2 separate regions of the Homo sapiens genome follow, and region 1 is linked to region 2. The links are chromatin loops, found by intact Hi-C in ENCODE. Cell type or tissue: adrenal gland. All regions are shown on one strand. Each heading gives the region's core, and the rest is flanking DNA. Links, peaks and the distances in the headings are about the cores only.

Evidence for each region. A loop is a pair of places that touch in the nucleus more often than their neighbours do. Peaks named below come from ENCODE experiments on the same cell type or tissue, not always from the same donor. Only the 100,000 strongest peaks of a DNase experiment are listed, where the experiment ranks them.
Region 1: it touches region 2 in a loop (1.8-fold over the local background); 4 of 110 quality-filtered maps call a loop at or near these places.

What each region holds. Positions count from the first base shown.
Region 1 is chr7:66,324,930-66,337,899 of GRCh38, reverse strand. All of the region lies in intron 3 of TPST1 (tyrosylprotein sulfotransferase 1), which reads right to left. Among named protein-coding and RNA genes, the nearest start is that of LINC00174, 69 kb to the left of the region's middle. In adrenal gland, for the core only: no CTCF peak of the experiment used is centred there; a DNase peak (open chromatin) is centred at 6,796; H3K27ac peaks cover 284 bases.
Region 2 is chr7:66,268,644-66,281,613 of GRCh38, reverse strand. The region is part of intron 2 of TPST1 (tyrosylprotein sulfotransferase 1); the gene reads right to left. Among named protein-coding and RNA genes, the nearest start is that of TPST1, 70 kb to the right of the region's middle. In adrenal gland, for the core only: no CTCF peak of the experiment used is centred there; no DNase peak of the experiment used is centred there.

The DNA.
Region 1 (12,970 bases), core at 4,209-9,208, 56 kb before region 2:
GGTAAGTGATTTTCTCTAGCAGCGTGCTTTGATTTTGTGCTATTTATTTTTAGTGTATCTATTATAGGTTTTTGCTTTATGGTTACTGTGAGGCTTACAAAAAAATCTTATAATAGGTTATTTTAAACTGATAATCACTTAACTTTGCAAAGAAAAGTAACAAAAACTCTATACTTTAACACCGCCATTGCCATTTTGACTTTTTGATGTTTTGATTTAATCTTTTTATTGCTTAAACAATTGTCTGTCTCCTAAATAACCGTTGTAGTTACTGTTTTTAATAGTTTTGTCGGCCGGACATGGTGGCTCAAGCCTGTAATCCCAGCACTTCAGGAGGCCGAGATGGGCGGATCACCTGAGGTCAGGAGTTCGAGACCAGCCTGGCCAACATTGTGAAATACTGTCTCTACTAAAAATACAAAAATAAGCCAGGTGTGTTGGCACATATCTGTAATCCCAGTTACTCGGAGGCTGAGGCATGAGAATCACTTCAACCCAGGAGGTGCAGGTTGCAGTGAGCTGAGATTGCACCACTGCACTCTCCAGCTTGAGTGACAGAGCGAGGCTCTGTCTTAAAAAAAAAAAAAAAAAAAAAAAAAATTTGTCTTTTAGTCTTCATACTTAAAATATAAGTGGTTTACTCATCCCATTTGCAGTATTACAATATTCTGAATTTTTCAGAAGTCTTCTTTTACCAGTGAGTTTTCTTTCTTTTGCCGGTGAGTTTAATGCCATTAGATGCTTTCTTTTTACCCATTAGCATCCTTCACTTTCTGACTGAACAGCTCCCTTTAGCATTTTTTGTAAGACAGGTCTGGTGTTGATGAATTCCCTCAACTTTTGTTTGTCTGGAAAAATCTTTATCTTGCCTTTGTGTTTATAAAGGGTAACTTTGCTGGGTACAGTATTCTTGCTTGGCAGTTTTTTTCTTTTCCTTCAGCACTCTAAATATACCATTCCACTCTTTGCTGGCCTACAGGGTTTCTGCTGGGATATCTGCTGAAAGCTCTATTGGGGTATGTTGAATGGGACACATTTCTTTTCTCTTGCTGCCTTGAGTAATCTTTCTTTGTCTTTGATTTTTGTTAACCAGATTGTTATGTGCCATAGGTATCTCTTCTTTGGGTTGATTTTAATTGCTGATCACTGAGCTTCCTGTACCTAGACAGTGTCATCTTTCTCTAGATTTGGGACTTTTTCAGCCATGATTTGCTTAAGTATGCTTTCTACACCCTTTTCTTCCTCATCTTCAGGAATTCCTATTATGCAGAGGTTAGTCTGCTTGATGGTATTCCACAATTCTTGTAGGTCTTCTTTACCCTTTTTTATTCTTGCTCCTCTGAATGGGTAATTTCATATGTTCTGTCCTGAAGCTCACCAATTCTTTTATTTGATTAAGTCTGCTGCTAAAGCTTTCCAATGAGTTATTCCAGTTCAGTTACTGTATTGTTTATAGATAGGATTTCTATTTGTTTTCTTGTTTCTATTTCTTTGTCAAATTTCTCACTACATACATGGATTGCTTTCTAAATTTCATTTAATTTTCTATCTCTATTTTCTTGTGATTCCCTGAACATTTTTTTTTTTTTTGAGGCGGAGTCTTGCTCTGTCTCCCAGGCTGGAGTGCAGTGGCACAATCTCAGCTCACTGCAAGCTCCGCCTCCTGGGTTCACACCATTCTCCTGCCTCAGCCTCCCGAGTAGCTGGGACTACAGGTGCCCACCACCAGGCCCTGCTTATTTTTTGTATTTTTAGTAGAAATGGGGTTTCACCATGTTAGCCAGGATGGTCTCGATCCCCTGACCTCGTGATCTGCCCACCTCGGCCTCCCAAAGTGCTGGGATTACAGGCGTAAGCCACCATGCCTGGCAGATTCACTGAACTTTTTAAAGAGGCTTATTCTGAATTCTCTGTCTGACATTTCATAGATCTTCAATTCTTCTGAGTCCACTGGTGGAGCTTTGTTGGTTTCTTTTGGTGGTGTCATATTTCCCTAAGTTTTCATAATCATTGCTTGTTTATGTTGATGCTTGCACATTTGAGGACACAGCCATTTCTTCTAGGTTTTGCAGGTGTTCTTTGGTGATTTCGGGCCTTTACTTAGTATGAGAGCTTAAGTACTGGCCTATTGTTTCTTCCCATTCTGGGGAAGACTTACAGTGAGCATCAGAACTGAAACACTGCACTAAAACTAAACTAACTTGCCCTGCCATTCAAAACATTGCACTAAAACAGAACTAACTTGCCCTGCCGTTCAAAACACTGCACTAAAACTAAACTAACTTGCCCTGACATTGTTTCACAGACAGGAAGACTTATAGTGACCACCGAAAGGTAAACATTGTTCTCCAACTATATTGCTATCCTGTCATCATTTCCCAGTCTGTGAAAGTCTTAAGTGCTTAAGTGTACACTGGAAGTTAATCCCAACTTTTTTTTTTTTTTGAGACACAGTTTTGCTCTGTTGCCCAGGCTGGCGTTCAGTGGTGCGATCTTGGCTCACTGTAACCTCTGTCTCCCAGGCTCAAGCGACTCTTTGCTTCAGCCTCTGAAGTAGCTGGGATTACAGGCACGTACCACCACATGCAGCTAACTTTTGTTTTTGTGGTAGAAGTGGGATTTTGCTATGTTGCCCAGGCTGGTCTTGAACTCCTGGGCTCAAATTATCCACCCAACTTGGCCTCCCAAAGTGGGATTACAGAAATGAGCTGCCATGCCCAGCTTAATCCCAATCTTATAGCTGTTTCTGGGCCACGGGAAGGTTCCATGTGAGCACTAAGTTTTGTGGAAAATCCGACCAGGGATTCAGGCCTTCCCACTGATTACACCCCAGTGGCACTAAGACACTGGCCATCCTTGTCAATAGGGTGTCTCGGCTAATTAGAGTACAGAGTAGCTGCAAGATCCATATACTAGTTGCTACAATCAGTGCCCTGCTCTTTGTCCCCACTTTACCCCAGATAGTTCAGCTCTCCTGGCTCTCCCTGATGGGACGGGAGTGGGCTCCCTGGGAAGATTCCCAGACCAGTGAGGAGACTGAATACACACCTCCAATTCCTTCCTCTCACCTTGGAAACTGCAGGGCTAGGAAAATTCTCCCTGAGTGGTGTTATGCCAGCTTGGGGGGAAGGGGTGGCACAGTCTGAAATGACCACTTATTTTACAAAAAATTTTGTTGGCCCAGGAGGTTTCTCCACTTCTTCCCCAAGTTCTGGTGAACTCAGGTTGATATTCTTGTCTTTGAATACTTTTTTTTTTTTTTTTGAGATGGAGTCTCGCTCTTTCACCCAGGCTGGAGTGCAGTGGCATGATCTTGGCTCACTGCAACCTCCAACTCCCGAGTTCAAGCAATTCTCCTGTCTCAGCCTCCTGAGTAGCTGGGATTACAGGCACCCACCACCATGCCCAGCTAATGTTTGTATTTTTAGTAGAGACGGCGTTTCACCATGTTGGCCAGGCTGGTCTCGAACTCCTGACCTCAAGTGATCCACACGTTTCGGCCTCCCAACATGCTGGGATTACAGGAGTGAGCCACCGCGCCCAGCCTGAATAATTTCTAGTTGCATTTTTGTGGGAAGAGTGATGCCAGGTATCTTTTATTCCACTATCTTGCTGACATCACACTCTCCCCCTAGTGTCTTTATTTTCTCTAGTTTTCTTCCTCCCTAAGGGAATCTATCTCTTCTGCAGAGGGGGAGGTGGGGTATAGAGATAAGGATCTGGAAGTCTAACTGTTCCTACACAGACTGTCAACCTCCCTATTTTTAGTATCAGACTTCATCCGTTTCCCCTAATTTGTAATACTTGATGTTTCTAATTCCCAAACATTTGTAGGGTTCAGGGTGAACTGGCTTGCTTCTTGTCCCTTTGCTTTTTTGTATCCCTGTTTTTCAGGCACTTACATTAAGTTACCTTCCAAATGGCTCAGTCCCTTACCATTTTTATATTAGCTTTCCATATTCGTATATTATGTTTTGATAGTGACAAATGAGTTTAGGGTTGCTAGTTTGGCGGCCTCTGAAAAGTTGGACATGAAAGACATGTACTAAAGTTAGAGGATCCAGTAGTACTAGTTTTAAGGAAATATGTTATTAGGGTGCACATACAGTATATACATTCTCTGAGGTCCAGGGGACTTGTGGCTGGAGGCTGCAAGGGTTTGCCAAGGCTGGAAACCATCACTTATGGGAATGCAAAGCTAACAAATAAACTACTATTAGAAAACAAATTCTATGTTGTGCAAGGGAAAAAAGGAGGCACGTAATTCCCATAATCTTTAACTTTACTGTTAATTATTCACAAGAGACTGGAGCTGGGAAAAAAAGACTAAAGATTTTTTAACCTTCCCAGTTCTAATGTTTTATGATTCTGAAGGAAGTTTCTCAAAGCCTGAGTGACACAGAGATTGCTTTCTTAGTTCCACCTGTGGCATCTCTAGCAGGCCTTCTGGGTCTTTTGTCTAACAACCTAACGCACTTTCTCGATCTTCCACAGTACACACACTACATAAGACCTAAAAGAAATGCATATACAAATGTGAGCTCTATATACAGTATTTAACACTGCTTTATAGCTTTTACTTGTGGCAGTGGTGGTATGTTTCCATACAAGAGGCTTTGGCTGTCAACAGACACCATTACAAAGAAAATAATTCAAATATAAAAGTAAATTGTATTTGCTGCTTTGGGTTTGTAGACGGAAATCAGGGTCAAGTTTTTGGAGTGAGGTATAATTAATTCCACTATAAGAACAGCCTTCAACTGTGGGATTACATAGAATACAGAGATAGAGAAGAAAGGAGAGTTTGCCTAAATTGCTTGTGAAGTTTCAAAAACCTAAGAGATTCTGAGCATTGGCTAAAGTGAGCAATATGTCATGTTTGTCATCTGTCCTCAGGCCACTCTTAGCTTTCTTACCCTTACTAAGCCCAGTGCCACTTCATCTGTCACCACGGCCTCCCCTATACAGTCATCTCTTGGTATCCACAGGGGATTGTTTCCAGGATCCCCTGTGAATAACAAAATCCACAGGTGCTCAAGTGCCTTATATAAAATGGTGTAGTATTTGCACGTAACATACACATATCCTCCTGTATACTTTAAATCATCTCTAGACTGCTTATAACACCTAATACAATGCAAATGCTATGTAAATAGTTATCCTGTATTTTTTAGGAAATAATGACAAAGTCCGTCACGTTCAGTACAGATGTAAGCATCATTTCCCCCCCACATATTTTCAGTCCATGGTTAGTTGAATCTATGGATGTGGAAACCACAGATACAAAGGGCTGACTATAGTAACAATTCATAATTAAGATGTAAACAGGCCAGGCATGTTGGCTCATGCCTGTAATCCTAGCACTTTGGGAGGCCGAGGCGGGTGGATCACCTGAGGTCAGGAGTTCAAGACCAGCCTGGCCAACCAGTATGGTGAAACCCCATCTCTATTAAAAATACAAAAAATTAGCTGGGCTTGGTGGCGGGCACCTGTAATCCCAGCTACTCGGGAGGCTGAGGCAGGAGAATCGCTTGAACTCAGGAGACGGACGTTGCAGTGAGCTGAGATTGTGCCTTGCACTCCAGCCTGAGCAACACAAACGAGACTCTCATCTCAAAAAAAAAAAAAAGATGTAAACAAAAGTCTCAGTGCAACTTAAAATAAATGTCATTAACATTACTTGTAGACCGCAGATCCAATTCTCTATAGCAGTAGTCCCCAACTTTGGGCCGGTTTTGTGAAAAACAATCTTTCCATGGACCAGCAGAGGGGATGGTTTCCGGATGATTCAAGCACATTACGTTTACTGTGCACTTTATTTCTGTTATTATTACATCATAATATATAGTGAAATTATTACACAACTCACTATATTGCAGAATCAGTAGAAGCCCTGAGCTTGTTTTCCTGCAACTAGAGGGTCTCATCTGGGGGTGATCGGAGACAGTGAAAGATCATCAGGCATTAGAGTCTCATAAGGCAAGAACAACCGAGATGCCTCACATGCACAGTTCACAAAAGTGTTCGTGCTCCTATGAGAATCTAATGCCATTTGTTTTAATACAAAAATCACAATTACTTTTGCAGCAACTTACTAGATACAGTAAACAGGAAGGCAATGGGCAAGTACTGATAACTAAGAGGTAACAAATGAAACAAAGAAAGAAACAGAAATTATAAAAGGCAGACAGAAGCCTTAAGTTTTTAGTAAAGAGATGAACAGTTCTATACCCTACATAAGGAGAAGACAGACACCTTCTTTTTATAACACACAATTGCTAATTTTCTTTTGATGAAATAAAATTTCAAATAATGATCAGTAATTTATTTTAAAAGGCAAGAAATATGTGATCAAATGCAGAAGTGATTCTACTCCAAATTATTAAGATTTGGTCCCTTCATGGTAAAAATCTATCCAGAAACTTAGCTTTTAAGGATGATTCACTTCCCAAGGGTTTCAGATAGCCAAGGTTTTACAAGTTATAGGAAAAATCGTCAGAAATGTTATTAAGCCAATTCTGTACTTGGATTAATCTTATGAAGAACATGACCTTGTTTAACCCTCTTCAAGTGTGGGACAGATCTAGTGACTGGCTTCTAACAACCAGAATTTGGCAAAAGTGATGGGATGTTACTTCTGAGATTAAGTTACAAAAAGTCTGTTATCTTTTGTCTTGAGCACTCTATCTTGCTCTCTTGCTTGGTTGCTTGCTCTGAGGTAGGCCAGCTGCATGTTGTCAACTGCCGTAGACAGAGGCTCATGTGGCAAATAACTGGCATCTCCAGCCAACAGCCAGTGAAAACCTGAGGCCTGCCAACAGTCACATGAGAGAGCTTGAAGGCAGATCCTCTCCCAGCTGAGCCTTGGATGACTGCAGCCCAGCTGACAGCTTGACTGCAACTTCATGAAAGATCCTGAGCTAGAAGCATCTAGGTAGCTTTGCCTGGATTCCTGAACCACAGAACCTATGAGACAACACGTTTGTTGATTTAAGCCATTAATACGTTTTAGAATAATTTGTTATGCTTCATATATAAATCATACAGATTTTGGTATCAGGAGTAAAGTTCCATTGTCACACATACCAAAAATGTGGGAGGAATATTAGAACTGGGAAATAGGTTCTAATAATAGGGCCCAGTTCTAATACTTTAAGGCCTTTCAGGAGAGGAGCAGTAAAGCCTAAATTGCCAGGAATTGATAGTTGGTAGATTTTAGATTGTTAGGAGGTGGACTGTGAGTTTTAAGGAATGTGAGGAACATCTGAGTAGAAACTGGAGGCAAGGGATCTCTGTTAGGTAGTTGTGGAAAGTTTAGCAACCCAATTTTACAGTGATGTGGAAGGTAGAAAATGTGCCGAATGAATTAGATGGTCTAGCTAAAAAGATTTCCAAGCAAAGTTAACTGCCAGGTTTCTTCTTGGTGTTTACAATAAGATGTAAGAGGACAGAGAAATTGAGGGAAAGATGGTTTAAAAGGAGCCAGGACACAATGGTTTTGAAAGTGGATGTGAAAATTCTTAGCCTCACCATCTTCAACACTAGCAGTGTGGCAAGCTCACATTTCCTACACTTATTCTGCTTCCCATCTTCAGAGCCCCTTCTCTACCTTCAACTCCCTTGCCTCTCCTTTATGAGGACCCTGGTGATTACTTTAGGCCCACCAGATGATCGGTAATCTCCTCATCTAAAATTCCTTAATTCCATCTGTAAAGTTCCTTTTGCCAGATAAGGTAACATATTCACAGACCCCAGGGATTAGGAAATGGCCATCTGGGTTGATTTGTTTTTCCAACTTTTATTTAGATTCAGGGGGTACATGTGCAGGTTTGTTACAGGGGTATAGTGTGTGATGCTGAAGTTTGGGATATGATTGAACCTGTCACCCAGGTAGTGAGCACAGTACCCAATAGGTAGTTTTTCAACCCTTATTTTTCCTTCCCTCTTCTGCCCTCTTGTATTCCCAGTGTCTACTGTCCCCATCTTTATGTCCATTTGTACCCAGTGTTTACCTCTCACTTACAAGTGAGAACATGAGGTACTTGGTTTTCTGTTTCTGCATTAATTCACTTAGGATAATGGCCTCAAGCGCCATCCAAACTGCTGCAAAGAACATGATTTCGCTCTTTGTTATGGCTGTGCAATATTTCATGGTGTATATGTACACATTTTCTTTATCTAATGGAAGTGGACATCTTTATGGAGCCATCATTCAGTCTACTACTTGCAAGCAATAGACAACTAATGCATTATATTTAGAATTTCTGCAGTTTATAAAGAGGAACATAGGGATGAACAAAGTGTCATATACTGGAGAAACGCCAGTCATATAGCCCTCACAAACAAAAACCTCATACACGTCTTCAAATTTTAACATAATCAGTTGTCGAGGAAAATGCTTTTATTCTTAGGGATATGCGCTGAGGAAGCATAATATCTGCAACTTTCAACTAATACCAATAAAAAAAAAGCCATGTGAGTATACATATGCACAGAGAAGATAAAGCAAATATGGCAAAATTTTAACAATAATTCTCTGTTAGGGTATATAGGTATTTATGGTACTATTCTTTCCAGGTTTCTCTATAAAAAATTGGAAAAAATCAGGAAGATAGTTTCAACACAACAAATATATTAACCATGCAAAGCTCACTGTAGTAGATTATAAGGAATATGTCATTTGTGGGCCAGGAGAAGTGGCTCACACCTATAATCCCAGAATTTCAGGATTCCTGCCTGAGGCAGATTGCTTGAGTTCCAGGAGCTCGAGAACAGCCTGGACAACATGGAGAAGCCTCGTCTCTACAAAAAAATACAAGTATTAGCTGGGCGTGGTTGTGCGCACCTGTAATCCCAGCTACTTGGGAGGCTGAGGCAGGAGAATTGCTTGAGCCCGTGGGGTTGAGGCTGCAGTGAGCTGTGATTATGCCACTGCACTCCAGCCTGGGTGACAGAATGAGACCCTGTCTCAAAAAAAAAAAAAAAAAAAAAAATATATATATATATATATATAGAGAGAGAGAGAGAGAGAGAGAGAGAGCGGGAGAGAGAGAGAGTGAGAAAGAGAGAGAGAGAGGCTGGGATCCCAGCACTTTGGGAGGCCAAGACAGGCAGATCACTTGATGCCAGGAGTTCAAGACCAGCCTGGTCAACATGGCGAAACCTGGTCTCTACTAAAAATACAAAAATTAGCCAGGCGTTGTGGCATGTGCCTATAGTCCCAACTTCTCAGGAGGTTTAGGCAAGAGAATTGCTTGAACCCAAGAGGCAGAGGTTGCAGTGAGCCAAGATCATGCCACTGCACTCCAGCCTGGGCGACAGAGTGAGGCTGTCTCAAAAAAAACAACAAAAAAAAACTATTTCATTTGTGAATGGGCTAAAACTGAGAAACTCAGAGGTTAGCAACCTATTCTGTAACAAAGGCCAGGGTAAATATTTTAGGTTGTATGAACCACAGTCTCTGTTCCAACTACTCAGCTCTACTGCTGCAGGGCAAATGCAGCCACACAAAACATATAAATGATTGAGCATAGTATGTTCTAATAAAACTTTATTTACCAAAATGTATGATAGGGCCAGGCGCGGTGGCTCACGTCTGTAATCCCAGCACTTTGGGAGGCTGGGGCGAGAAGATTGCCTGAGCTCAGGAGTTTGAGACCAGCCTGGGCAACATGGTAAAACCCCATCTCTACTAAAAATACAAAAATTAGCTGGGCATGGTGGTGCACACCTATAATCCCAGCTACTCAGGAGGCTGAGGCAGGAGAATTGCTTGAACCTGGGAGACAGAGGTTGCAGTGAGCTGAGATCGCACCAATGCACTCCAGCCTGGTCTGGGTAACAGAGCAAGACTCTGTCTCAAAAAAAAAAAAAAAAAAAAAAAAAAAAGGAAAGGAAAAAAAAAAGAAAGAAAAAAAAACACCAAAAACACAACAAAGAGACAAACAAAATGTATGATAGGCCAGATTTGGCCTGCAGGCTGTGATTTGCTAACCTCTGATTTAACTAAAATCAGTTTTTAAAAAATAGATCTTTAGACCATCTCCAGAAATATGTACCAATGACTAAACTATGTGCTTAACACAACATTATGCATTATGGACTCTACATTTTTGCTTTTTCTCATAGTTTTCTTCAACGTACATACACACACACACACGCACTTTTTTTTTTTTTTAAGACAGGGTCTTTCTCTGTCACCCAGGCTGGAGTACAGTAGCACAATCACGGCTCACTGCAGCTTTGACCTCCCAGACTCAAGGGATCCTCCCACCTCAGCCTCCTGAGTAGCTAGGACTATGGGCACCTGCCACCACACCTAGCTAATTTTTGTATTTTTTATAGAGTCAGGGTTTTGCCATTTTGCCCATCCTGGTCTCAAACTCCTGGGTTCAAGCGATCCACCCACCTTGGCCTCCCAAAGTGCTAGGATTACAGGCGTGAACCACTGCACCCAGCTGTACATATACATTTTTTAACTCTAAAGGTTAAAAGACTAGTCTTACAACCAGGGGTTCTGAATTCAGATTTACTGTGAACTAAATATAATTTATCCCTCTCCTTTCTTTCTGTAAACTCATTGTAAACTCTAATATAATCCTTCCTTCCAATTATAGTCCAGAGCACAGAATTAATCAGAAGCCTTAGTTTCTGACAAACTTTCATCATTGGTTTATGCCTGGCCTGCTGTTATTTATTTAGTAATATAATTTATTATTTTTAAATAATGCAATAAACATTCCCCTTTGAAGAATTATGACTTGATAGTTTCACATGCAGAGAAAACAAATAACTCCAGCCAGATATGATTACACAAAAAGGAATCTGGAGTTTGAAATCCCCCTGGGCTCCTGTGGTCCACCAGATGCTCATTATCTCTAAAACACAAATACTGTAAAACAGCTGATAACATTCATGTTTACATATTTTCATTTGTTTCAAAATATTTTGGCAGCTTTGCAAATCTCAGACTCAGTTCTAGGAAAGTTCAACAGTCTTGTGCTGCCTAGAAACAAATGAATAAATGTTGTCAATACTTATATCAAGAAGAAAAAAAATTAGTCAGTCTAGAAGCATGATATTCTTTCTATTCCAACAGTAGATAGAATTTAGGAAGAATTCTATTTCTTTTAAGTAAAGGAAATGGTTCAGTGTATCAACTTTCAATGAAGTTGGACAAGATGGATTGGAATGTGAATTGAGTTGGGAATGTGTCGTGACTGTGAAATAGGAACCTCTTACTCTTACAGAAAGTAGTACAGAGGAAATTTAGCATTAAGGCATTGATTTCCTGGTGGGGGGAAGTTTAGTGTGCAGAATGATTAGGAAATCATATTATTTGACCACAGGACATTTATCAGGCAGGAATGCTATTATTTCTGTTCAAAGGAAATAGTCCCAAATCAAGTTTTCAGAGACACTGAAAGACAGTTAATATATACAAGTAAAGTCAACAGTAATTTCATCAATTTCCTTTCACTGGAGTCCTTTTCCCCTCTTTTCTCAAACTGGGGAACTTTTACTTATCCTTTAAACATGAGAATACAGTAGCGCCATCTCTGAGCTCACAGGGCATTCTGAATGCCCTGTTCTTACGGCAGTTATACTGAATTACCATTAATTGTAAATCTATCTTCTTCACTGGACTTAAAGGAGACAGGTAGAGTCTTAATCATCTTTATATTCTAGATGGAGGAACAAACAGACATGTGGATCAAAGAAGAATAAAAGCGTAAGATCCTTTCATAGTCATCTCCATTTTTACAGTTGATAGACTCACAGAAGTTTCTGAAACCAATTTACAGCATAGATTGAACATAAAAAGACAGAAAAAGTGACTCTGTTGGAGCCTCCCTGATTGCAACCTGCTGGATACAACATTATAAAATACTGGCATTCATTCTATCATTCTATTCAATTCTTGCGAGAAGAAAATTAAAGAAGTTTTACTTTTTAAAAAAATTAAAGGCCAGGCATGGTGGCTCACGCCTGTAACCCCAGCAATTTGGGAGGCCAAGGCGGGCAGATCACGAGCTCAGGAGTTCGAGACCAGCCTGGCCAACATGGTGAAACCCTGTCTCTACTAAAAATACAAAAATTAGCCAGGCATGGAGGCGGGTGCCTGTAATCCCAGCTACTTGGGAGGCTTAGGCAGGAGAATCATTTGAATCCGGGAGGCACAGGTTGCGGTAAGCCAAGATAATGCCACTGCACTCCAGCCTGGGTGACAAAGCAAGACTCCATCTTAAAAAAATAAAATAAAATAAAAACACTGTATAGGCAGCTGGGCACAGTGGCACATGTCTGTAGTCCCAGCTACTTAGGAGGGTGAGGTGGGAGAATCACTTGAGGCCAGGAGTTCGAGACCAGCCTAGGCAACATTGGGAAACCCTGTCTTGGGGGGAGGGGGGAAACTTAAAAAAATTGTTAAAAACCATTGTATAGTATTCTCTTTTGCTTAATTACACTTTAAAATGTTCATGAGGGAACAACGAAAAAATCCAGGCATGAAAAAAAAAGAAAAGAAAAATGGTAGTGATATGGTTAGGCTTTGTGTCCCCATCCAAATCTCCTCTTGAATTATAATCCCCATAATCCCCACGTGTCAAGGGAGAGACCAGGTGGAAGTCACTGAATCACGGCAGAGGTTCCCCCATGCTGTCCTCGTGATAGTGAGTGAGTTCTCACGAGATGTGATGGTTTTATATGGGGCTCTTCATCCTTCACTTAGCACTTCTCCTTTGTGACTTGTGAAGAAAGTGCCTTGCTTCCTCTTGACCTTCTACTATGATTTTAAGTTTCCTGAGGCCTCCCCAGCCATGCTGAACTATGAGTCAATTAAACCTCTTTCCTTTATAAATTACCCCGTCTTGGGCAGTTCTTTATAGCAGTATGAAAACGGACTAATACAGGTAGAAAACCTAAGAAGTTCTCTCTAGCCACCAACATCAAGACTTTGATATAAGAAAGA
Region 2 (12,970 bases), core at 3,495-8,494:
TCACTATTAGAAAATGCTCAGGTCATGTCTTGTGAAAGAAGATTTTAAAATGTATATACAATAGAAATTCAACTTTGTGAAAATGTGTTCTACAGACCAATAATGAGTTCCTAAATTGAATTAGTACTAAAAAACCTACCAACCAGAAAAAGCCCTAGACAGGAGGGATTCATAACCAAACTCTATCAGATGTATAAAGAAGACCTTGTACCAAACCTACTGAAACTATTCCCAAAAATTCAGGAAGAGGGACTCCTTGCCAACTTATTCTATGAGGTCAGCATCATTCTGACACCAAAACCTATCAGAGATACAACAAAAAAAGAAAACTTCAGGCCAATATCCCTGATGAACACAGATGCAAAAATCCTCAACAAAAATACTAGGAAACAGAGACTAGAAGCACATCAAAAGCTAATCCACCACAATCAAGTAGGCTTTATCCCTGGGATGCAAGGTGGGTTCAACATACACAAACCAATAAATGTGATTCATCACATAAACAGAACTAAAGACAAAAACTACATGATCATCTCGATAGACACAGAAAATGCTTTCAATAAAATTCAGCATCCCTTCATGTTAAAAACTCTCAACAAGCTAGGCATCGAAGGAACATACCTCAAAACAATAAGTGATATCTATGACAAACCCACAGCCAACATCCAGAACATGCTGAAATGTTCTGGAGGGCCCACAGATGTGGAAATTATGTATTTGTAAGAATTATATTAAACAATCTTTATTTGATAAATAGTACCTTACAATTCTAATGCTATCTATCAAACTTCAATAAGAGCAATTTCAGCATCAAGTAATGAACAATAGCTAAACTAACAAGAAATCAATCAAAAGTGCTTTAAAGGGAGCAGCACCAGTTGATGTGCTGCTGGAAGCATACCATACTGGAAGTATTCCCATTGAGAACCAGAATAAGACCAGGATGCCCTCTCTCACCACTCCTACTCAACACAGTACTGGAAGTCCTAGATAGAGTAGTAAGAAAAATAAAGGCATCCAGGAAGAGTGGAAGTCAACTATCTTCCATATTTGCAGACGATATGACTTTATACCTAGAAAACCCCACAGTCTCTGCCCAAAAGCTTCTAGATCTGATAAACAACTTCAGTAAAGTTTCAGGATACAAAATCATTGTACAAAAATAGCATTTCCATACACCAACAATATCCGAGCTGAGAGCTAAATCAAAAACACAATCCCATTCACAATAGCCACGAAAACTTGAACCATGTGTGTCAGACCCATGACCTACAAGAAGATGGCCCAAGATCTGGCCCAGGAATTGGAGAAAGACGCTTCCAATGCTTAGAGGAAGGTCCTCTTCTATGAGAAAACAGCCCAAGAATGCTGGGTGGCTTCCACGTCCACTGTGCGAGTGCTCTAGGTGCTCTGGAAAGAAAATGACCACAATAGGCAGAAGCCAGCTGACTGTGAGGTCAAGTTTCAGCCTTTCCCAAGCTGTCCTTTGGTGCCAGGATTTCCGTCTGCAGCCCACAAGGGCCGAGAAATGCCAGGGGGACTGTGGGCCACCACACCCCCAGGAGGGAGGCAGGTCACGATGTGAAGGCTTAGGTCCAGAGCACCTGCTGGTTTGATTCCGTTTTCCCCATAGGAGAGTCCTGAATGCCCAGAGCCTTAGCAGCACATCAGCTGGTGCTGCTCCATTTAAAGCCCTTTTGATTGATCTCTTGTCAGTTTAGCTACTGTTCATTACTTGATGCTGAAATTGCTCTTACTGAAGCTTGATAGATAGCATTAGGATTGTAAGGTACTATTTATCAAATAAAGATTGTTTAATATAATTCTTACAAATACATTATTTCCACATCTCTGGGCCCTCTAGAATTATACAGAATAAGTATTGTATTTTCATTTAGAGAAAAGGCCCCTCTTACCCCAACATCATTGTGTTTCATATGGATAGGAAAGTTTAAAACAAAGACCGTTTCTGATCTATGAGCTGTTATTAGAAAATAGTAGAGTAAATTGGCCAGAATAAGCTTTAGTTTTAAAACAAAACAAAACAAAGAAAAGAGTATGCTTATATCTGCTGGTGGGAATGTAAATTAGTTTAGCCACTGTGGACAGCAGTTCGAAGATTTCTCAAAGAACTCAGAACTACCATTAGACCCAGTAACCCCCTTACTGGATATATACCCACAGGAATATAAATCGTTCTACTATAAAGACACATGTAACTGTATGTTCATCGCAACACTGTTCACAATAGCTAAGACATGGAACCAACCTAAATGCCCACAACAGTGGACTGGATGATGAAAATGTGGTAGATATACACCATGGAATACTACACAGCTATAAAAAAATGAAATAGTGTCCTTTGCAGCAACATGGATGGAGTTGGAGGCCATTATCCTAAGCGAATTAATACATGAACAGAAAACCAAATACTGCATGTTCTCACTTATAAGTGCTAGCTAAGCACTGAGCACACATAGATACAAAGGGGAACAACAGACGCTTGGGCCTACTTAAGGGTCGAGGGTGGGAGGAAGGTGAGGATCGAAAAACTACCCATAGAGTACTATGCTTATTACCTGGGTGATGAAACAATCTGTACACCAAACCCCCGTGACAGACAATTTACCGGTAGCAAACCTGTGCATGTACTCCCTGAACCTAAAAGTTGGAAAGAAAAAAGCGATGTGTTCTAAATGCATGTTATATGTATGTTTAGAATCATATCAGAATGTTTACAATGCAGCATGATTTTTATTTTCTTACCTAACTTATCCATATTTTCCAATTTTCTATGATAAACTTTTTTTTTTTTTGAGACGGAATCTCGTTCTGCCACCCAGGCTGGAGTGCAGTGGGCTGGAGTGCAGTGGTGCGATCTCGGCTCCCTGCAAGCTCCGCCTCCCAGGTTCACGCCATTCTCCTGCCTCAGCCTCCCAGTAGCTGGGACTACAGGCGCCCGCCACCAAGCCCAGCTACTTTTTTGTATATTTAGTAGAAATGGGGTTTCACCGTGTTAGCTAGGATGGTCTCAATCTCCTGACCTCGTGATCCGCCCACCTCGACCTCCCAAAGTGCTGGGATTACAGGCGTGAGCCACTGCGCCCGGCCCAATGTCTTTCTTTTTTTACCTCATGCTGTCATGGGACTCGCAGAATCACGAAGAGTATCTTCACTCAGAAGTCTAATAACTATCTCAAGCTCAACATAGTCCAAACTGAGCTCTTTATGTCACCCCTAAAGTCTACCTTACCCGCACGGCAGCCTCAGCCTTCTAATCTCAGTTAAAAGCAACTCCATTCTTACAGTTGCTCAGGACAAAACCAGAGTTATTTTTCAACTACATTCTCTCATACTTCACATCAAATCCATCAGGAAATCTTATCAACTATACCTCAAAATATATGCAAATCTGGCCACTTCTCATTAACTCCACTGCTGCTCCCCAAGTCCAAGCAAACATCTCTCACCTGGATTTCTGCAATTTTTTTTTTTTTTTTTTTTTTTTTTTTTGAGATGGAGTCACATTCTTGTTGCCCAGGCTGGAGTGCAGTGGCACAATCTCAGCACACTGCAACGTCCACCTCATGGGCTCAAGCAATTCTCCAGCCTCAGCCTCCTGAGTAGCTGGGATTACAGGCACCCACTACCACACCCAGCTAATTTTTGTATTTTTAGTAGAGACAGGGTTTCGCCATGTTGGCCAGGCTGGTCTCAAACTCCTGACCTCAAGTGATCCACCCAGCCTATTTCTGCAACATTCTTCTAATAGGTCCCCCTACTTCTTCCTCTACATTTCTATGGTCTATTCTCAGTCTATCACCAGACAGAGCCTTTAAAACACCAGTCAGGTCATGTCACTCCATTGCTCAAAATCCTGCAATGACTCCCTAGTCACTCAGAGTGACTAGGCACTGGAAATGAGAGGGAATCTGAGTAATCACAGAATAGTTTTTCCTATTTGAATAGATTTCCTGATTTGTATAGATTTAGGGGATGATTTGATGAGATCATCCAAATAGAAAAAACTATTCTGAATAGTTTTCATCTCACCAAATCATTCCCTAAAAACATGCAAAGTAATCCAATAACAAAACTAAAACACCATGGACAACAAAACTAGATGACAAAGTAGCTCACAAACTCCAAAATACAAGTTCGTGGAGACAACCAACAGTAACCACAATCCCCTCATGGAATGAATGTTAATGTGGTGAAAGAAAAAGAAGCAACAACGCATCTGAAAACTGAGAATGGGAAACACCACAGCAGCCATAAACCAAACTCTAAAAATCAGAGCAGATCTATTTGAGAACACCAGTTGAAATTGGGAAGGGTTTCATCAAACCAAAAAGTGACTATAAGGGCCACTGGTAGGTTCTCAAAGGGGCCAGAGAAAGATGGGAAACATGAACTTGAAACCAACCAGCCAAAGCTCCTTTCCAGGACAGGACATCGCAATTAGAAACTTCTGGGAGGAGAATCAGAATTGGGCTAATTACAATGGTGACAGAGACAAAGGAAAGAGAAGGCCCCGATACAAGCGAGGGGAGGCTATGGAGTCAGGAAGTCTCAGAAAGCAAGCCACCATATTATTTAACGCTTTACCAGAACAAAACCAAAAAACAGGAGATGGAGAGCTATGAAATTAATAAAGACAGCTTGAACTATTCCTCCTCCCAAAAGCTTGAGAAAACTGTTTTTCAGTAAAAATGAGTGACAAAAAAGTATTTGGTCAAATACCATAAAGAGTTGTTAAAAGAAAACAGAGAAGAAGAAGAACATTCCTATAGAGAAAAAAAGACATGCCCACAAAACATTAAAATTGTAACTTACTATTTTAAAACAAGCTAAAAGACACTGAGAAAATGATACATAAATCATATTAGAAATAAGGTGATAGAGCTCAGGAATTTAGAAATGGAAGGAAAAATCATTACAAAAATAAACTAAACTAGAAGGAAGACAAGAGTTAATAAATACAAGAGAATCTTAAAAGAAATTATAAGTGAAATAGAATGCCTTCAAAGATTTAAAAGCTTTCCAATTTAAACTAATTGAAAATAGAAGATATTAGCCAGGCATGATGGCACATGCCTGTACTCGCAGCTACTTGAGAGGCTGACGCAGGAGAATCACTTGAACCCAGGAGGCAGAGGTTGCAATGAGCCGAGATCACACCACTGCACTCCAGCCTGGGAGACAAAGTGAGGCTCTGCCTCAAAAAAATACATATATATATATATATGAAATGTTTTTAAAATTTAAGAAGAAATAAAACAATTCAAAAGAAAGTGAAAAATATTAACAGGCAAAAAAAGTCTTTAATGAAAAATAGGAGTCTTTGAAGAAGAGAATCAAAGGGAACACAGCAAATACTAAAAACCAAAATTTAAGAAAACATTATTTTTAAAAAGTTTTTTTAATCTATATATTGACAGAACACATGGTATATCTGAGAATATCTGCTATATGATGACCAACAAAACATATTAAAATTATTGCACTTTAAAGAAAAAATATTTGAGTATCTAGGCAAAGTATAGGTATCCAAATTACCTATAGGAGAAGAAAATTAGATCAGACTTTTCAACATCAAAACTTTTTTTTTTTAAATTAAGTTTTTTAAACTGATGAAAACTGAATATATAACATGTTTTAAAATATGTATACATGGTGAAATGGCTCAATCAAGCTAATTAACATGTGCATTACCTCACATAATCACTTTTTTGTCATGAGAACATTTAAAATCTAGTCTCAGCAATTTTCAAGTATAGAATACACTGTTATTAACTATAGTCACCACAGTATACATCTCTTGAACTTATTTTTCCTGTCTAAATGAAATTTTATATCCTTTAATCCAACATCTCTAATCCCCACTCCTCTAACCTCCAGGCCCTGGTAACCACCATTCTACTCTTGCTTCTATGAATTTGACTTTTTTAGGTTCTACATAGAAATAAGATCCCAAGTATTTGTCTTTCCATGCCTGGCTTATTTCATTTACAATAATGTTCTACAGGTTTATTAACGATGTTGCAAATGACAAGATTTCCTCCTTTTAAAGGCTAAATAGTATTCCATTGTGTATGTATGCCGCATTTTCTTTTTATCCATTCATCTGTGAATGGATGCTTGGGTTGATATCTTGGCTATTGTGAATAGTGCTGTAATGAACATGTGAGTGCAGGTATATCTACCACATTCTGATTTCAATTCCTTTGGGTACATACCTGGTAGTGGGATTGCTGGATCATATGGTAGCTCTATTTTCAATTTTTTGAGGAACCTCCATGTTGTTTTCCATAACGGCTGTACCAAGTTACAGTCTCACCAACAGTGTATAGGTCTCCCTTTTCTCCACATCTTTGCCAACACTTGTTATCTTTTTTTATTTTTTTTTATTTTTTCTTTGAGACGGAGTCTCGCTCTGTCACCCAGGCTGGAGTGCAGTGGCTCAATCTTGGCTTACTGCAAGCTCTGCCTCCCGGGTTCACGCCATTCTCCTGCCTCAGCCTCCCAAGTAGCTGGGACTACAGGCACCCGCCACCACACCTGGCTAATTTTTTGTATTTTTAGTAGAGATGGGGTTTCACCGTGTTAGCCAGCATGGTCTCGACCTCCTGACCTCGTGATCCACCCACCTCGGCCTCCCAAAGTGCAGGGATTACAGGTGTGAGCCACTGCACCTGGCCTATCTTTTTTATAATAGCCATTCTAACAGGTATGAGGTACACTGTAGTTTTAATTTGCATTTCTCTGATGATTAGCGATGCTAAGCATTTTTTTCATATAACTGTTGGCCATTTGTATGTCTTCTTTTGATAAATGTCTATCAGGTTCTTTGCCCATTTTTTTAGATTTGTTTTCTTGCCGAATTGAGTTCCTTATATATTTTGGATATTAACTCCATATCAGATATATGGTTTGCAAATATATCAACCCATTCTATAGGTTGTCTCTTCACTCTGTTGATAGTTTCCTTTACTGTGCAGAGCTTTTTTGTTTGACATAATCCCATATGACCATTTTTGTTTTTGTTGCCAGTGCTTTTGAGGTCAAATCCAAAAATTCATTGCCCAGACCAATGTCACAGAGCTTTTCCCTTATGTCTTCTTCTGATAGTTATACAGTTTCAGGTTTTACATTTAAACCTTTAATCCATTTTGAGGCCAGGTACAGGTGGCTCATGCCTGTAATCCCAGCACTTTGAGAGGCCGAGTGGATCTTTTTTTTTTTTTCAGACGGAGTCTCACTCTGTCGCCCAGGCTGGAGTGCAGTGACGCGATCTCAACGCTCACTTCAAGCTCCACCTCCCGGGTTCACGCCATTCTCCTGCCTCAGCCTGAGTAGCTGGGATTACAGGCACCCACCACCACACCTGACTAATTTTTTGTATTTTTAGTAGAAATGGGGTTTCACCGTGTTAGCCAGGATGGTCTCGATCTCCTGACCTTGTGATCCACCCACCTCGGCCTCCCAAAGTGCTGGGATTACAGGCGTCAGCCACCGTGCCCAGCTGGAAGGTGGGTCTCTTAAGGTCAGGAGTTCAAGACCAGCCTGGCCAACATGGTGAAACCCCGTCTCTACCAAAGAAAAAAAAAAGAAAAGAAAGAAAAAAGAAAACAACAACAAAAATTAGTTGGGCATGGTGGCACATGCCTGCAGTCCCAGCTACTAGGAAGGCTCAGGTGAGAGAATCGCTTGAACCCAGAAGGCGGAGGTTGCAGTGAGCCAAGATCACACCACTGCACTCCAGCCTGGGTGACAGAGTGAGACCCTGTCTCAAAAGAAAAAAAAAATTTTTTTTTTTCCAAGATAAAACTTTGATCCATTTTGAGTTGGTTGTTGTATATGATGTGAGGTAAGAGTCTAACTTCATTCTTCTCATGTGGATATCCAGTTTTCCCAACATTATTTAAGAGACTGTCTTTTCCCTATTGTGTATTCTTGGCACCCTTAAGATCAACTGACCATAAATATGTGGGTTTATTTCTGGGGGCGCTCTATTCAGTTCCATTCGTTTATATGTCTGTTTTTATGCCAGTACCATGCTATTCTGATTACTATAGCTTTACAGTATATTTTGAAGTCAAATACTGTGATGCATCCAGCTTTGTTCTTTTCTATCAAGATTGCTTTGACTATTTGGGGCTTTTTGTAGTTCTACATAAATTTTACAAGTGCTTTTTCTATTTCTGTGAAAATGTCATTGAAATTTTGATAGGGATTGTATTGAAATCTATAGATCATTTTAGGTAGTGTGGCCATTTAAACAATATTCCAATCCACGAATACAGGATATGTTTCCATTTATTAGTGTGTTCAGTTTCTTTCATCAGTGTTTTATAGTTCTTAGTGTACAAGTCTTTCACCTCCTTGATTAAATTTTAAATTTATTCATAAGTCTTTTTTTTGGTAGCTATTGTGAATGAGATTGTTTTCATCATTTCTTTTTTGGACAGTTCATTGTTAGTGTATAGAAACACTACTGATTTTTGAATGTTGACTTTGTATCTTGAAATTTTACTGAATTCATTAACTAGTTCTAACAATTTTTGGTGGAGTCTTTAGGACTTTCTATATGTAAGATCATGTCATCAGCAAACAGAGACAATTTAGTTTCTTCCTTTCTGATGTGGATGCCTTTTATTTCTGTCTCTTGCTTAATTGCTCTGGCTAGGACTCCAGTACTGTACTGAACAGAAGTGGTGAGAGTAAGGCCAAGCACAGTGGCTCACACCCGTAATCCCAGCACTTTAGGAGGGCAAGGTGAGTGGACTGCTTGAGCCTAGGAGTTTAAGACTAGCCTGGGCAACATGGCAAAACCCCAACTCTATAAAATATACAAAAATTAGCCAGGCATGAGGGTATGTGCCTGTAGTCCCAGCTACTTGGGAGGCTGAGGTGGAAGGATTGCTTGAGCCCGGAGGAGGAGGTGCAGTGAGCTGTGATTGCACTACTGCCTTCCAACCTGGGCAACAGAGTGAAACCATGTCTCAGAAAAAAAAAAAAAAAAAGAATTGGGGTGAGAGTGGGTATTCTGTCTTGTTCCTGATCTTGCAGGAAAAGCTTTCAACTTTTCACCACTGAGGATGATGTCAGCTGTGGGCTTATGATAGTCTTTATTGTGTTGACATACCTTCCTTCTGTATCTAATTTGGTTGAGAGTTTTTATCATGAAAAGATGCTGAATTTTGTCAAATGCCTTTTCTGCATCTATTGAGGTGATCATACGATTTTTGTCCTTCATTCTGTAAATGTGGTATATCGCATTTATTAATTTGCATTATTTTGAATCACCTTTGTATCCCAAATATAAGTCCCATTTGATTATGGTGAATGATCCTTATAAATGTGCTGATGAATTTTGTTTCCTAATATTTTGTTGAGGATTTTTGCATCTATATTCACCAGAAATACTGGCTTCTAATTTTCTTTTCTTGTAGAATATCAATACTTTTTTCCCCCAGAAGAAATTGAACAATCTATTTAATATACATATGGAAGAAAAATAAGCCAAGAATCTTACATCCAGGAAAAATGACTTGTAAAAGTATAAAAGGCACAGAGCAGCTGTTATCAAAGTTACAAACTCAGAGAATATTGTTCCCACAGACACTTTCTGAAGAATCTACTAGAGTGTATGTCAGCAAATTTTTTCTGTAAAAGACTAGACAGCAAATAGTTTAGGCTCTATAATCCAAAGAATAATCTGTTGCGTATTCTCTTTTTAGAATTTTTACAATCCTTTGAAAATGTCCTAAAATGAAAAAAAAAAATCCTAAAATGTAGGGATGAATGGCTAAAGAAATGGTGATACATATACGATATGGATATGGATATATACATATATATGGATTAATATATACTCACAATGAAATATTATGCAGCCTTTAAAAAGGAGACACTGCCATTTGTAACAACATGGATAAACCTGGAGGACATTATGCTAAGTGAAATAAATTAGACACAGAAAGACAAATACTGTATGATCTCACTTATATGCAGAATCTAAAAAAGTAAAACACATCAAAGCAGAGTAGGATGGTGGTTACCAGGGGCAGAAATGGGAGGAAATGGGGAGATGTAGGTCAAAGGGTACCAACTTGCACTGATATAAAATAAACAAGCCAGGCACGGTGGCTCACGCCTGTAATCCCAGCACTCTGGGAAGCTGAGGCGGGCAGATCACGAGATCAGGAGATCAAGATGATCCTGGCTAACAGGGTGAAACCCCGTCTCTACTAAAAATACAAAAATTAGCCGGGCGTGGCGGCGGGCACCTGTAGTCCCAGCTGATCACTAAGCTCAGCTGAGCATGTACTATCTTGTCACACCAGATGTTATCATACCAGGTAGCAAGGAAGCTATCAGACACAACTGAGGTCACAGCAAAAGTACTCAGGAGGCAATGTGTAGAAGCATCTAGTGGCCAGAGAAGGAACAATTTGAACTCAATAAAAATGCTAATTGCAACAGATAGAAACATATAAAATTGGTCTCTTGGGAAGATGAAAAGGAACCAAACCATTATCTTGAAAACTGGCCCCAAAAAAGCAAAAGAATCAAGTATTTATTATGCTTTTTGTATATGAAAAGCTGTAACCCTGGGCAACCAAAAAATATAGAGGCAAGGATATGTCTCTTCATAAAATTGTTCCAAGTAAGATGTAGAAAAGAGATCAGAATTAGAATATCAGCACTTTACAATAGTCAACAAATTGATGAATCTAGGCACTGAGGATCAATGGCTGCTAAAATCACAAGAAAAATGACAACCACACATAATGTATATAGCCTCACCAAATAAGACCTTGAGTGTGATTAAGCCTCTGGGCTCAGCGATCAATTTACAGGAAGTAGAGAATTCAGAAGAACATGCTGGATAATCAGCAGTTCGATTGCAAAACTGCACAATTTTCCAATCAGCAAAATTCAGATTGTGAATAACTTTACAGGCTAAATAGCTTGGGTTCTTCAAAAAATAGTGTATGGTAAAGAAAGGAATGGATCACTTGGAAATCTGTCGATTAAAAGAGAAGACTTGTCAAATTATTTTTAATGAGTAAGAATAAGCTACAATGTCTAAATGCACATTTGGGTAATAAAAGTATAAAGAAGCAGAGTAAGTGATTTCTAAAGGTGCCAAAATAGTGGATAGTTTGGGAGAAGAGGAGGGGACTTAGTTTGGGATAGGGTACATGAAAAAGCTTCTGGACTGACTGATATGGTTCTATTTCTTAACATGGGTAATAGTTATAAGAGTGTTTGCCTTATAAAAATTCATTAAGGTAATTTTTAAAATAGTCCTTCCAGTGGTCTACAAGGTCCCACATAAAATAACCTGACCTTCACACACTCCCTTGTTCACTCTACTCCAGTCCTATTGACATCTTTGTAGGTCCTTGACTAGGCCAGGCGTGGTCTCTTGATAGCTACTTTACTGTGACTCTTCTCTCTGCCTGGAGCACTCCTTCCTGTAATATCTACTTGGCTAACTCCCTCACCTCCTTTGAGACTTTGCTCAGATATCACCTTCTCAATGAGACTACTAACTTTATAATCTGACCTTCAAAATCCTCTGGGCCCTGGTCCCCTTTACTTTCCTCTGTTTTTCCTTTTTTCCACTATAACCTTCTAATATGCTATATGTTTTTATCATGTTTTTTGTATTGCCCCCTCCCCCACCATGAGACCGTAGGATACATGATGGCTGGAATTTTTGCCTGCTTTGTTGACTTGCTCTCCTACAGTTCTCTACTCAAATATCACCTTACCAATGAGTCCTTCCCTGACAATTCCTACATCCCAGCTCTTGGCAACCTCCTATTCCCTGCTTTATTTCTTATTTCAAAGCGCTTATTACCATCTGACAAACTAAACATTCAACTCCTTCTTTTTTAAAAAATGAGATGGCTCTAAATGTTTTGTCTGTTAACTGCTGGAATATTACTGGGCATATAATGGATGCTTAGTAAAAACATGTTGAGTGCAGTCTTTACTATATCTAGGTAGTGTTTTTCCTGTTCCTTCTTAAGAGCTTTTATTATGAATGACAACTGAATTGTACCCAGAGCCTTTTCAGCACTGAATGATATGATCATATGGTTTTCTCCTTTAATTTATTGATGTAGTACATTCTGTTGACAGATTTTTCTAGTAGTGAACTATTCTTTTGTTGCTGAAATAAAAACTATTTGGTCATAATAGCTGATCAGTTTTTGCTACACTGCTGAATTCTATTTACTGGTATTTTATTTATGGTTTTAGCATCTGCATGCATAAGAAAACTAATCTAAAGTTTTCTTTTATGTAATTTCTATTGGGTTCTGACATTAAATCATAGCTTTGGAAAATGAATGGGGAGTTTTCCATCTACTAAAATAGCTTAAATAGCATCGGACTCATCTGTTCTCCACTGATTAGAAATAATTCAGTTGTGTATCATCTCTTCCTTTTTAAATGATATCTCTTAATCACCGTTTAATCTCTTTGGTGCTAATCAACCTACTGAAGCTCTCCATCTATCTTCAAAAATCAGCCACTGTTTCTAGACTTTCAAATGTATTACAAATGTACTTTCTTGTATTCTCCTATCATTTTTTAAAAATGTCTTTTATAGGCCGGGCGTGGTGGCTCACGCCCTGTAACCTCAGCACTTTGGGAGGCCAAGGCAGGCGGATCACCTGAAGTCAGGAGTTCAGCCTGGCCAACATGGTGAAATCCTGTCTCTACTAAAAATACAAAAATTAGCTAGGCGTGGTGGCGCGTGCCTGTAATCCCAGCTACTCAGGAGGCTAAGGCAGGAGAATCAATTGAACCTGAGAGGCAGAGGTTGCAGTGAGCCAGGCACTCCAGCCTGGGCAACAGAGTAAGATTCTGTCTCAAAAAAAAAAAAATCGTTTACAGTTGTGATTATTTCTCTTTCCTCATCCTTTATGATACATATTCACTTTTATTT